2 separate regions of the Homo sapiens genome follow, and region 1 is linked to region 2. Evidence: chromatin contacts called from ENCODE Hi-C data. All regions are on one chromosome and are shown on one strand. Each heading gives the region's core, a stretch centred on a gene start or an enhancer-like site at or near the end of the contact. The rest is flanking DNA. Distances are from core to core; before and after follow the strand shown. Region 1 holds the start of TMEM255A (transmembrane protein 255A). Region 2 holds the start of RNF113A (ring finger protein 113A).

The links. A loop is a pair of places that touch in the nucleus more often than their neighbours do. Pooled maps may share reads with other maps.
Region 1: a loop to region 2 is called in a pooled map, with 4 times the contacts of the local background. The contact joins the promoter of TMEM255A here to the promoter of RNF113A in region 2. A Hi-C loop is called at or near these places in 2 of 37 single-sample maps with no recorded cell type and 4 of 50 pooled maps.

Annotation. Positions count from the first base shown.
Region 1 is chrX:120,308,069-120,313,283 of GRCh38, forward strand. It overlaps TMEM255A (transmembrane protein 255A), which reads right to left and starts at 3,393. Exons shown (of 9, transcript NM_001104544.3): 1 at 3,184-3,393. The coding sequence starts at 3,241. RefSeq lists an enhancer at 1,360-1,409.
Region 2 is chrX:119,869,485-119,874,819 of GRCh38, forward strand. It overlaps RNF113A (ring finger protein 113A), which reads right to left and starts at 2,249. Exons shown (of 1, transcript NM_006978.3): 1 at 991-2,249. The coding sequence starts at 2,129. The coding sequence ends at 1,098. NDUFA1 (NADH:ubiquinone oxidoreductase subunit A1) reads left to right here and starts at 2,348. Exons shown (of 3, transcript NM_004541.4): 1 at 2,348-2,529; 2 at 3,820-3,909. The coding sequence starts at 2,428. RefSeq lists an enhancer at 1,962-2,671.

The DNA of each region.
Region 1 (5,215 bases), core at 2,143-4,642, 440 kb after region 2:
AACATGCTCAAAATTCCCCTCCTCCAAAAAGTTTTTCTTGATCAAAATTAATCACTTATTCATGTCCCTAAATTCCCAGGTACCTTACTCAATAAGTATATTAATTGTAACTGGTACCATTACAATTGTAACCGTGGGTCTGGTCCACAACCCATATGATATCTGCCAGTCCCAGGATTGTGTATCTGAGGGAACCAAGATGTGAGTTGCTAGAAGGTAGGATGCTGTCTCTGTTACTTTGTTTTACCTTGCACACGTTCTTGATTATCCTCTCCCAAGAGAGTAGATAAGGTGTATAATCTTTATTGGGCACAGAAAAGTTGGGAACCCAGTATCCTGTCCTGTACACGGTGTTGTTGATGCCTGGCTAGTTCTCTGGGTTGATCTTTTGAACCGATTAGGATTTGCTTACCTGAGTCAGCTTTGCCACACAGGGTGGGTCCCCGGATATCCCAGCCTTGAGTATCCCTAGAAACAAGTGGCTGCCCACACAAGGGCCTCAAGACCCTGCCAATCTCCCAAACATTTCCTTAAAGGCGCTGAAATCCATCCCTCCCCACTTTAGACAGTTCTCTGAATGGAGAACATCCGAGGCCGCCCGCGAATTACAAATGTGTTATTTGGGAGGAAGGAATGCCCTACTGTAGTAGAGGTGCCTTTGCGCCTGGGGGCGGTGTTGCCAAAAGGGAGAAGGGGGTTGCTGGGAGGGGATGGGGGGACACTGGAGTCAAATTACCATCTTCTTAATTGCAAAGCGCCTGCTCCACTCTGAGCCTTGGACGCACTGCTCTATTCCCAGGCAGCCAGCAAGCGTAGAGTGCAGGCACCTTGGTGCAGTGTGTCTGCGTGTTTTAAATTTTATTGTTTTGGTTGCGGTTGTGTCTTGACAATAAAGGGAGTCCCCTCAGAAATGCTGCCCTTGGAGGCTGAAACACTAACCTACCTACCCACTGTCCTCTTCCCCCCACGCAAGGGAAGGTGGTGTTGCCAGAGCTAAGTGGGAGTAGCTCCTAAGTAGCCTAGACGCTGATTCAGGCCCGGACTGTGCGGGACCAGGGCCAGGGAACTCCGGGGAGACTCCCCTGTCCAAACTGTGGAAACCCAGCGTTAGCACTGGACTCAGGAATTTGCCAGTGCCGTCGGTCTGCGGACTTCAAAAAGTGGAATGCGTGGCGCCGGCTCCGCTTCTATCTGGGATTTATGATTCCTTTCCCGCAGTGTGGAGACTGGGCTGGGCGAAGCCCACTCAGCTGTTTGTTGCGCAGACCTTTCGAGAAACACAAGATCGCTGAGGGCCCCTGGGAGCCCAAGAAAGAAAGCTCTTCATCTTGTTCCCCAACCCACAGAGCAGTGCGCCAAGTAGCGACTCTTTAAGCCCTGGGCCACCAACCAGCCCACTCCCCGAAGGCAGACGGGCCCGGGGCGCTGTGGCTTGATTTGCAGGTGGTTAGGTGGTTGTCGTCCGCAGCGGGAATGGACGCTGCGGAACCCCAGCACTCTTCCACTCTGCCCTCCCTCGCGAAGCGCAACAGCTTGGCGTCGGGGAGCCAGGGCTGCGTTGTTGGCGCCACAGCTGGCCAAGGTAAGCAGTGCATTCCCACCTCTCTGTCTCTCTCTCTCTCGCTCTCGCTGTCGCTCTCTCTCGCTCTCGCGCTCTCTCTCTCTCCCTCTCCCTCTGTATGTGTGTGCGCGTGGTGTGTGTGTTGGAGAAAGAGTGCGCGCGCGCGAGCTGGGAGTAAGGGGGAGTCTGGTACTGCTGGGCTCGGGATTCGGACCAAGTCCTTGGCCTCATTTGTACCCCGTTGTAAATAACTACGCCCTTAAAAATGAAAAAGCAAATTCTTATACTGAATATGCAAAACCATTGAGGATACGGATCTTTCCACCATCCAGGAGATAACACTTTCTGGGGCCCCTCCGGTGAACGAGTTTTGTTGACACTGAGTCTTCTGCGGGCAGTAGGGAGATTATATAGGGGGTTCGATCTTCTCCCTGCCCCCTCCACTCGAGATGTTCCCGCAAATTCATCGGAGAAGACCTGAGCAGACTGATGGCAGGAACTGCGGGACAGAGGGATTTTGCAGAATGTAAAGTATGTTGGAAAGAGAGAATTCGATTTGATTGAAGTGTATCCGAGGCGAATTTTAAAAGATTAGGTGGGATCATGATTTTACAATCCCCTCCCGCTCTCCAGGGCTCCAAATTAATTTCTCCGCCCAGTGAAATCACAGGGCTTGGGAAGGTGCCTAACAGCTGAGGGGGACTGGGTTTGTTTTTTTTTGTAACTACCAAAAAGCAGCTTCGAGGGGCAGCCAAGTTGGTGCCCGAAGGTAGCTGTCCCCCAGTTTCTATAAGGAAAGGAGTCGAAGGGTGCCCCTCCCCCTCCATTCCGCCCTGCGAGGAAAAGCGCGACTTCAGAAGATGCGCGGGCTCGCGCTGGATGTTTCTTTCTCGCGCTCTCACTCCTGCCCCTGACTCCCTTTTCACACTCATGCACATTCCGTGCATTTGGAGCAGAGTAACAATCAAATTCAAAGAATGTTGATCCCGCCGCTGCAGAGGGCAGGGCTGGGCTGTCTTGAGTGATTCCTCAGGAATTCCCCTCCCCTCATCCCCCCCTTTCTTCTCACCCCCGCCCATCCCCCAGAGTTGCGCAACCCGCCCCCCCCCCCCAATCAGCGAGGTGCAAGTCAGGCCCCCACCCAACTGCATCTCTAAATTTCAGGGCAGCTTCAAGAGAGTTGGGAGGGGGCGAGGACCCTGCTTCTAATTGTCGTTAGTCGTGAGCTCTTAGAAGTGACCAGGACTTTGCAAAGAGGGAGTGTCGAATGGAAAGCGAAGGCGCAGGTTGCAGGGAAGTGTTTTGATCCTCAGATTGCTGGGATTTACCACCGACTGCAAGTCTGTAGACACACGCACACAAACAGGCACACACCCGCACTCCGGGGCAGAGATACTCCGACGCAAGCTTGGCGCTCCGATCTCCGCACGTCGCTCCCGCTGCAGCCAGGCCGCTCCCCTGGGACTCTGGTCCACCACCCAGACGCTGGGGCGCGAAGACCACCCCATCCATGCCCCGTTTCCCGCTCTCCGGCTTTTGGGGCAGCTGGGGCGTTCACAGTCCAGAGGCCAGGGCACTCAACCCCTGCTGCCGCCGCCCGAAGGAAGGGCCGCTAGACTTACCCATGGAATCGGGCAGGGACATGTCGCTGGACCGCTGCTGAGTCAGGGACTGATGCATGGTGAAAACTGCCCGGTTGCCCCAGTCCCCGAAGCTGCTTCAAGCGCCCCCGGCTCTGGGCGCCCCGCAGAGCATCCTACTCCGCGGTTGCCTCTCTCGGTCCTTCCGAGAGCTGAGAGACACTGCCTCTGGTTGCGAGCTGCAGCCCAAGTGCCGCCTCCCCCTCCCTTCCACTCTTCTCCCTCCCTCCTCTTCTGCCTCCCTCTGCTCTGGGAGGCAGCAGCATTGGCGGTCCGTGCAGCCGCGTGCGCTTGCGCAAGACCCCCCCCCTCCTCCCTCCCCCTCAGTCTCCCCATCCTAGTTATCCACCTCCCAGCCTTCCAAGCCAGACAGGGAGCAGTTTTAGCCCCTTGGGGCCAGGGCTGCGCAGAGAAAGAGGGGGAGGCTTCAGTATGAAGCCAACCAACCTTCTCTATAGTTGGACAGGGTCTTGGGTAATTATCCTGTTCTAGGATTTATAACTGGGGAGGGGGTCAGAGTCAGAGGTTCAGAGCTGAGGAACACACACACACACACACACACACACACACACACTTGAGCAGGTCTGGTCTTAGTGCTTCCAGAATGACATAATGGAGCTGGAGATGATCCAGAGAAGGGCCACTCTATAATCAAAGGGATGGTGTGTGTGGGGCGGGGGGAGGGTGGTGGCTGACATATGAAGATAGATTAAACAAACGCAGACTCTTTAGTCTAGAACGATGAAGGCTGGGAAGTGATGTGACCAGAGTGTATAAAATTATGCAGAGACGGAGAGAAGGAGCACAGCCTTATTCACCAGACCTGAGAATTCTAGAACCAACAGCCCCCAATCTTTAGCTAGAAAATTCAGCTAAAGTATAACTCTGCACCAGAACCCCAGTTTGTACTGTTCAAGTGCTTTTATAACAAGGATCTCATTTTATCATCATAGCAGCCATGCAAGGGAGGAAGAGGAGTTATCAATAACCCCATTATGCAGAGGAGGAAACTGAATCTCAGAGAAGGGAAGAAAATATCCTGTGCCCACTCAGCTAGTAAGTGGCAGAAGTGAGAGCTAGAACCTAGATCTGTTGGACTCCAAGGTGAGTGTTCTTGCTATGGCGACTGAAAAGAACTATTATTCTCTATAGCAAATGGAAAACCTAAGGAATTCATTAGCTCCAAAAGATGCAGCAAGATGAAAATGCAAGTAGCTTTGGAAAGAGTGAAAGTAAAGTCATGGCTGACAGATCCACTGTGGATTACTAAGGGAAACTGGGGATGAGGTGGGAATGTCATTGATCTTGGAAGACAGCCAAATCCTTCTCGAACCTATCCTTTTGGACCCCATTAGGATATTGGGCTTGAAGCACCTTGTGGTTGGACCAAAAGGTGGTTTGAATGTTCTCAAAACAACTGCAGATCAGGATGAGGCCTCCTTGGAGTGCCCCCAAGACATCTATCTGGTGGCCAGGGGAGGTGGAGGGTGAGGAAGCGGGTAACAGTGGACTCCACCTCCCTCTGGGAACAGCCCTGGAAGCCTAACATAGCTAAGAGAATATACCTATTTGGAGGTGCCCATACTGTCCCATTGAGGAGCTCCCAGGCTCTGCTTGCCAGGTCTCCTTCCAACCACCTCCTTCTGATGGTTGCTGCAATCCTTTCTCCATGTTCCCCGAAAAACCCAAACCAAATCAAGTATAAAACTATTCTAAGAGTCAATGGGATGAAGAAGAGTACTTGGCTCTTTCCAGATCTGCCTTGCTAATCTACTGTAAAGCTTTGTTTTTCTTATCCAGGAAATGGGACTGAAGGCCCTTGCCCTTTCCCATCTTCTGAAGGAAGAAAATATGTTTCTTGAAGATTAAAAAGGAAGCCCTTTGTAAAGAACTTGGGCACCCCAGGGGCCACGTTGAATGCTGTGTCAGGTATTATTAGCAACCCTACACTATACATGTGGTTTAGAAATCTGTGATATATGTCCTAGATAGAGACAAGATGCCTACTATTGTA
Region 2 (5,335 bases), core at 999-3,498:
AGTTCATAAACCAGTTGGAGAGACAGGTACATTGACTAATTTTAATAAGGTGTGATCAGCACTATTACAGAGACTGTGAGAACACAGATAGTTTCAGGTAATGGATGATAAAATATTGTTTTTGACCTCTGCAGGTTCACGAGTTCTGTCTACAATAGTAATGTCCAATACAGTGGTCAGACACATTTCAAGTGCTCAATAGCCACCTGGGGCTAGTGTCTGTCACACTGGATAGCTGAGCACAGATACTTTTATCACCCATGGACGTGGGGGTTAACTATAGCTGCTTCCAAGACAGCAAGGGAGCCGGGCTCGGTGGCTCACACCTGTAATCCCAGCACTTTGGGAGGCCAAGGCAGGTGGATCACGAGGCCAGGCGATCGAGACCATCCTGGCTAGTATGGTGAAACCCCGTCTCTACTAAAAATACAAAAAAAAAAAAAAAAAATAGCCGGGTGTGGTGGCATGCGCCTGTAGTCTCAGCTACGCGGGAGGCTGAGGCAGGGGAATCGCTTGAACCGGGGAGGCGGAGGTTGCAGTGAGCTGAGATCGCGCCACTGCACTCTAGCCTGGGCAAGAGAGCGAGACTCCGTCTCAAAAACAAATAAATAAATAAATAACCAAGACAGCAAGGAACATTTCCCATATGTGAAGCCTGTGGTGCTAGCTACCAGTTCCCCAAACACAACCCCTCTCCCCAACACCTTGGCTCGGGTATATTTTGTAGTACAGGCTCCCAAGAGAAAGAATGCATGAAAGTACTTTGTAAACTATTAAGTGATACAGAAATGTGATATAATAAACAGGCTCAGAGGTCTTGCTTTCATCATGGCTTTGGTTACTTCGAGCAAATTATAGCTCTTTTCTCAAACTACTCCCACCCCTATAATTTATGCCAAAGTGTTCTGAAAAGAAACACAGGCAAAATGGTTATCCTAGGGCTAAAAATCCTGATTATACCTACCTTGAAGCTTTTAATCCAGGACCCTACTTCACCACCCGCCTGCTCTGTCACTTTCTCTACAAAGGAAGGACACGAAGTAAGACTTCCAAAAGAACAAAACGTTTATTTTTTAAATTTAAGAATTATGGGAAACCTAAGTAATGGGAATTGCATCCTCATCGGGGTCTTCTGGCAAGTCGGAAGCACCACCCTCTCCTGTAGCTCGATGCTTCTCTAGTTTAGCAATCAATTCTTTCGCTGGATTGAAGACGCCATTGGTCTGCTGGTCACAGACATAGCAGCGCGGGGTGGTGCGGAAATGCTGCAGTGCACAGCTCTCGCAGAAATAATGCCTGCACTTGGTGACAACTGGGTTTTGGAAGCTCTGGCGACAGATGAAACACTTGAATGGTATTTCCTCATCATCGCTTCCCACTTCATAGTTTTCATCCTCATAGACACCATAGCGACCCTCATCAAGCTCACGTTCGATCTGCCACCCATGCTTGTAATCTGAACGGTCATGGAGGAATTTGCAGCTGTCTCCGAAGCCGCAGAAGCCAGTCTCTTTGTAGTCCTTACAGATGTCGGGCTGGTAATCCCAGCGCACGGTGGCACGTAGATGCTCGGGCGCTCGGATGGGGCCCTTCCTCACCATCCCGGAAGAGGCATTGCCCATAGACGTATCCTTGGGCTTCATGTATTTCTGATAATTGTTGATTCCCCGATAGATCTTGTCATCCTCCTTGCCCCTCAGCTCCTCCTGGATCTTCTGGCTGCGCTCAAAGATGGCTTGTGCATCGCGCTCTTTCTCTGTGTCCAGCTCATAGACAGCTGTCGCTCCCATATCCTCTGGTCCCACGGGTTTCGCCGAACGGGTGGATTTATAAACCACGCCGAGACTCTCGGGCTCATTTTCCTCTTCCTCTTCGCTGCTCAAGTCGCCGTAAGCCGCCTTCTGTTTACCACTGTCACGGGTCTTCTGTATCATTGGATTGTGGGTCACCCGCTTCTTTTCCGGTCGAACCACAGTGCAGCCTTCGTCGCTACTGCTGCCGCTTTCTCCGGGCTCTGGGTCGCAGGCCGGGCGCTTTCTGCGTCCAGCAGCCCCTTTCCGCCCAGGCTTTTTGAAAAGGAAGGTGCACACCTGATCCACCGCCTTTCCTGGAGAAAGCTGCTCTGCCATTTTAGAGTCCTGAGCTCCGAAACAGCCGTGGCTGCCTGGGTTGCACTTGGCCCCTGCACGTCACTCCACGTTGCGCGCTCCGCCGGGAGTCGAAGCAAAAGACACTGACGGAAGAGGACTGCGAGAGCCCGAGCGCCCGTCTCTCTTGTGCCCTAGCAGATTCCGTCGCTTCTTCCGGAGCCGTACGTGGCACCGCCCCGCTCGCGGGCGGCCGCGGGGCTTGCTGGGAAGAGAGGCGAAGCCAGGTCACCTTTCAAGGACCCAGAAGTAGGGTTTTGGCCTAGGTAACGGGGCAGAGATGTGGTTCGAGATTCTCCCCGGACTCTCCGTCATGGGCGTGTGCTTGTTGATTCCAGGACTGGCTACTGCGTACATCCACAGGTTCACTAACGGGGGCAAGGTAAGCCGGCTTCGGCCCGGGGGCCGACTCCACGGGCTGATTTCCGAAAAGGGTGGTGGGCAGGGAGACCGTCAGCCTGCGAACCCTCTCTCCGAGGTCGGCCCTCTACTTGCTTCCGGTTGCCTAGAAGCCGAGGCTTGCGAAACGAAGCCCGATAGAAACTACATCCTGCTCTAGTGAAAAACAGCGTTTCTGGGTGTATCAGAGTGGGCCTTAGGGCAGAGTAGCGACGCGGGGGCCGGGAAGGTAGATTAGAAAAGGTGGCTCAAGCCTGAGAATCGCTCACTGCAACCTCCGCCTTCTGGGTTCAAGAGATTCTCCTGGTTGGGCGCGGTGGATCACGCCTGTAATCCCAGCACTTTGGGAGACCGAGGCGAGCGGATCACCTGAGGTCGGGAGTTCGATACCAGCCTGACCAACATGGAGAAACCCCGTCTCTCCTAAAAATACAAAATTAGCTGGGCGTGGTGGCGCATGCCTGTAATCCCAGCTACTCGGGAGGCTGAGGCAGGAGAATCACTTGAACCCAGGAGGCGGAGGTTGCGATGAGCCGAGATCGCGCCACTGCACTCCAGCCTGGGCAACAAGAGCGAAACTCCGTCTCAAAAAAAAATAAATAAAGAAAGAAATTTTCCTGCTTCAGCCTCCCGAGTAGCCGGGACCACGCCTGGCTTTTTTTTTTTTTTTGTAGAGGCGGGGTTTCATCATGTTGGCGAGGCTGGTCTCGAACTTCTGACCTCGGTTGATCCACCCGCCTTGATCTCCCAAAGTGCTGGGATTACAGGCGTGAGCCGCCGCGACCGGCCACCCTTGACTTTTTTATTCCCCACTTTCTCTTGCAAGCCTTTAGGAATTTACTGCGAGATCTTGTTTTTTTACATCAGGATTCATTTTCCCCTCTTCCTAGTCCTTCACATCATCTCAAGAGTACAGGATATAAATTTATTTACTTTTTGATTTTGTTATTGTTCTTCACGTGTGATCTACAGCTGTTGTTTCTTAGTGTCCCAAAAGACAACAACTAGATATTTCTTTTTTTTTTTTTTTAAAAAAAAAGGAAAAAAAATTCATGTTGGTTAAAATAGTGTAAAAAGTCACAGGTACCAACTTAATCCTAAAGTTTAGTGGTCTGATTTTATTTAGGAGATTCTGTTCTTTGTACTACTAATTTGCATTTTTATTTAAACGATGATTCCATTTCTCTGGAATGTCCCTTTTAAAAATTGTAGTATCTATCAATTGGGTCACTCACTTTTATAAACTGCAACAATAATTGTCTCTTATTTGAAGGAAAAAAGGGTTGCTCATTTTGGGTATCACTGGAGTCTGATGGAAAGAGATAGGCGCATCTCTGGAGTTGATCGTTACTATGTGTCAAAGGTAAGATGCCACTCTGATGCCAGCCTTTTGCCAGGGTTGAGGTGGGTTCTGGTAATGCCTTGCCAAGGGTCATACAGTGCTAATATATAACTAGCATTTTCTTATCTACTAGTGAGGTTGGCATCTTTTTACATATTTAATCTTTTATATTTCTTTTTTTTTTTTAGTTTTTCTTCTGTCATATATTTCTTATTCTGTGGATTGTTGCCTATATCCTTTGCCTGTTCCATTGTCTTTTTCTTTTTGAGCTATGGTTCTTTATATATTCTAGACTTTAATTTTTTTGTCTATTTTATATATGACATTTTTCCCAGTCTGCTGTTTGTCTTTTTTACTTTATGATGTTTTTCATCAGGTAGTTCTAAATTTTGATATTCAATGTATCATGTTTTGTTGTTCTGGATTCTAGGTTTTTATGTCTCCCGTACAAAGGCCTTTTCTATCTAAGATTATAAAAATACTTTCAAAAAATAAAATAGAGACAGTCTTGCTGTGTTGCCCAGGCTGGCCCTCAAACTCATAGGCTCAAGTGATCTTCTTGCCTCAGCCTTCGGAGGAGCTGGGACTGCAGGTGTGCCACTATACCTGGCTCATAAAAATACTTTTAAAAAATAATTTCTCCTAATATTGTTAGTTTCTTTAAAAAATTAGTTATTTGGTTACATCTACAGGTCATTTTGGAGTATAATGTGAAAGGAGGATTAACTTTACTTTTTTCCAACAGGTAGCTAGTTATCGCAATTACCCATTTATAGAAGAGTTTAGTAGTCCTAGCTACTCAGAAGGCTGAGGCAGGAGGACAGCTTGAGCCCAGGGGTTTGAGGCTCCAGTGAACTAGGATCGTACCACTGCACTCCAGCCCGGGCGAGAGAATGAGAGCCTGTCTCAAAAAAAAAAAAAAAAAAAACCACCAAGCACCCAATTTATTTTTATTTGTAATACCACTCTGGTAAACTAAATTTCCATGTACACATGGGCCTGTTTCACGGATGTGCTTTTCTATACTCTAGGTCTGCCTATTCCTGCAACAATACTTCATTTAAAGAATTACTATAATTTTATATTTTGATTCAATTATGACATTGCCATTTTTGTAGGTCAAAAACGACCAAGCAGTAGCATTTCATAAGGCTCAACTTAATAGTATATTTTTTGTTTTTCTGTCTTTTTTTTTGTTTTTTGAGACAAGGTCTCACGCTGTCACTCAGTCTGGAGTGCAGTGGTGCAATCTTGGCTCACTGCAACCCCCGCCTCCCGGGTTCAAGCGATTCTTGTGCCTCAGCCTCCTGAGTAGCTGGGATTACAGGCACCTGCCACCATGCCCAGCTAAATTTTTTTTTGTACTTTTTGGTAGAGATGGAGTTTCACCATGTTGGCCAGGCTGGTTTCCTAACTCCTGACCTCAAGTGATCCGCCCACCTCAACC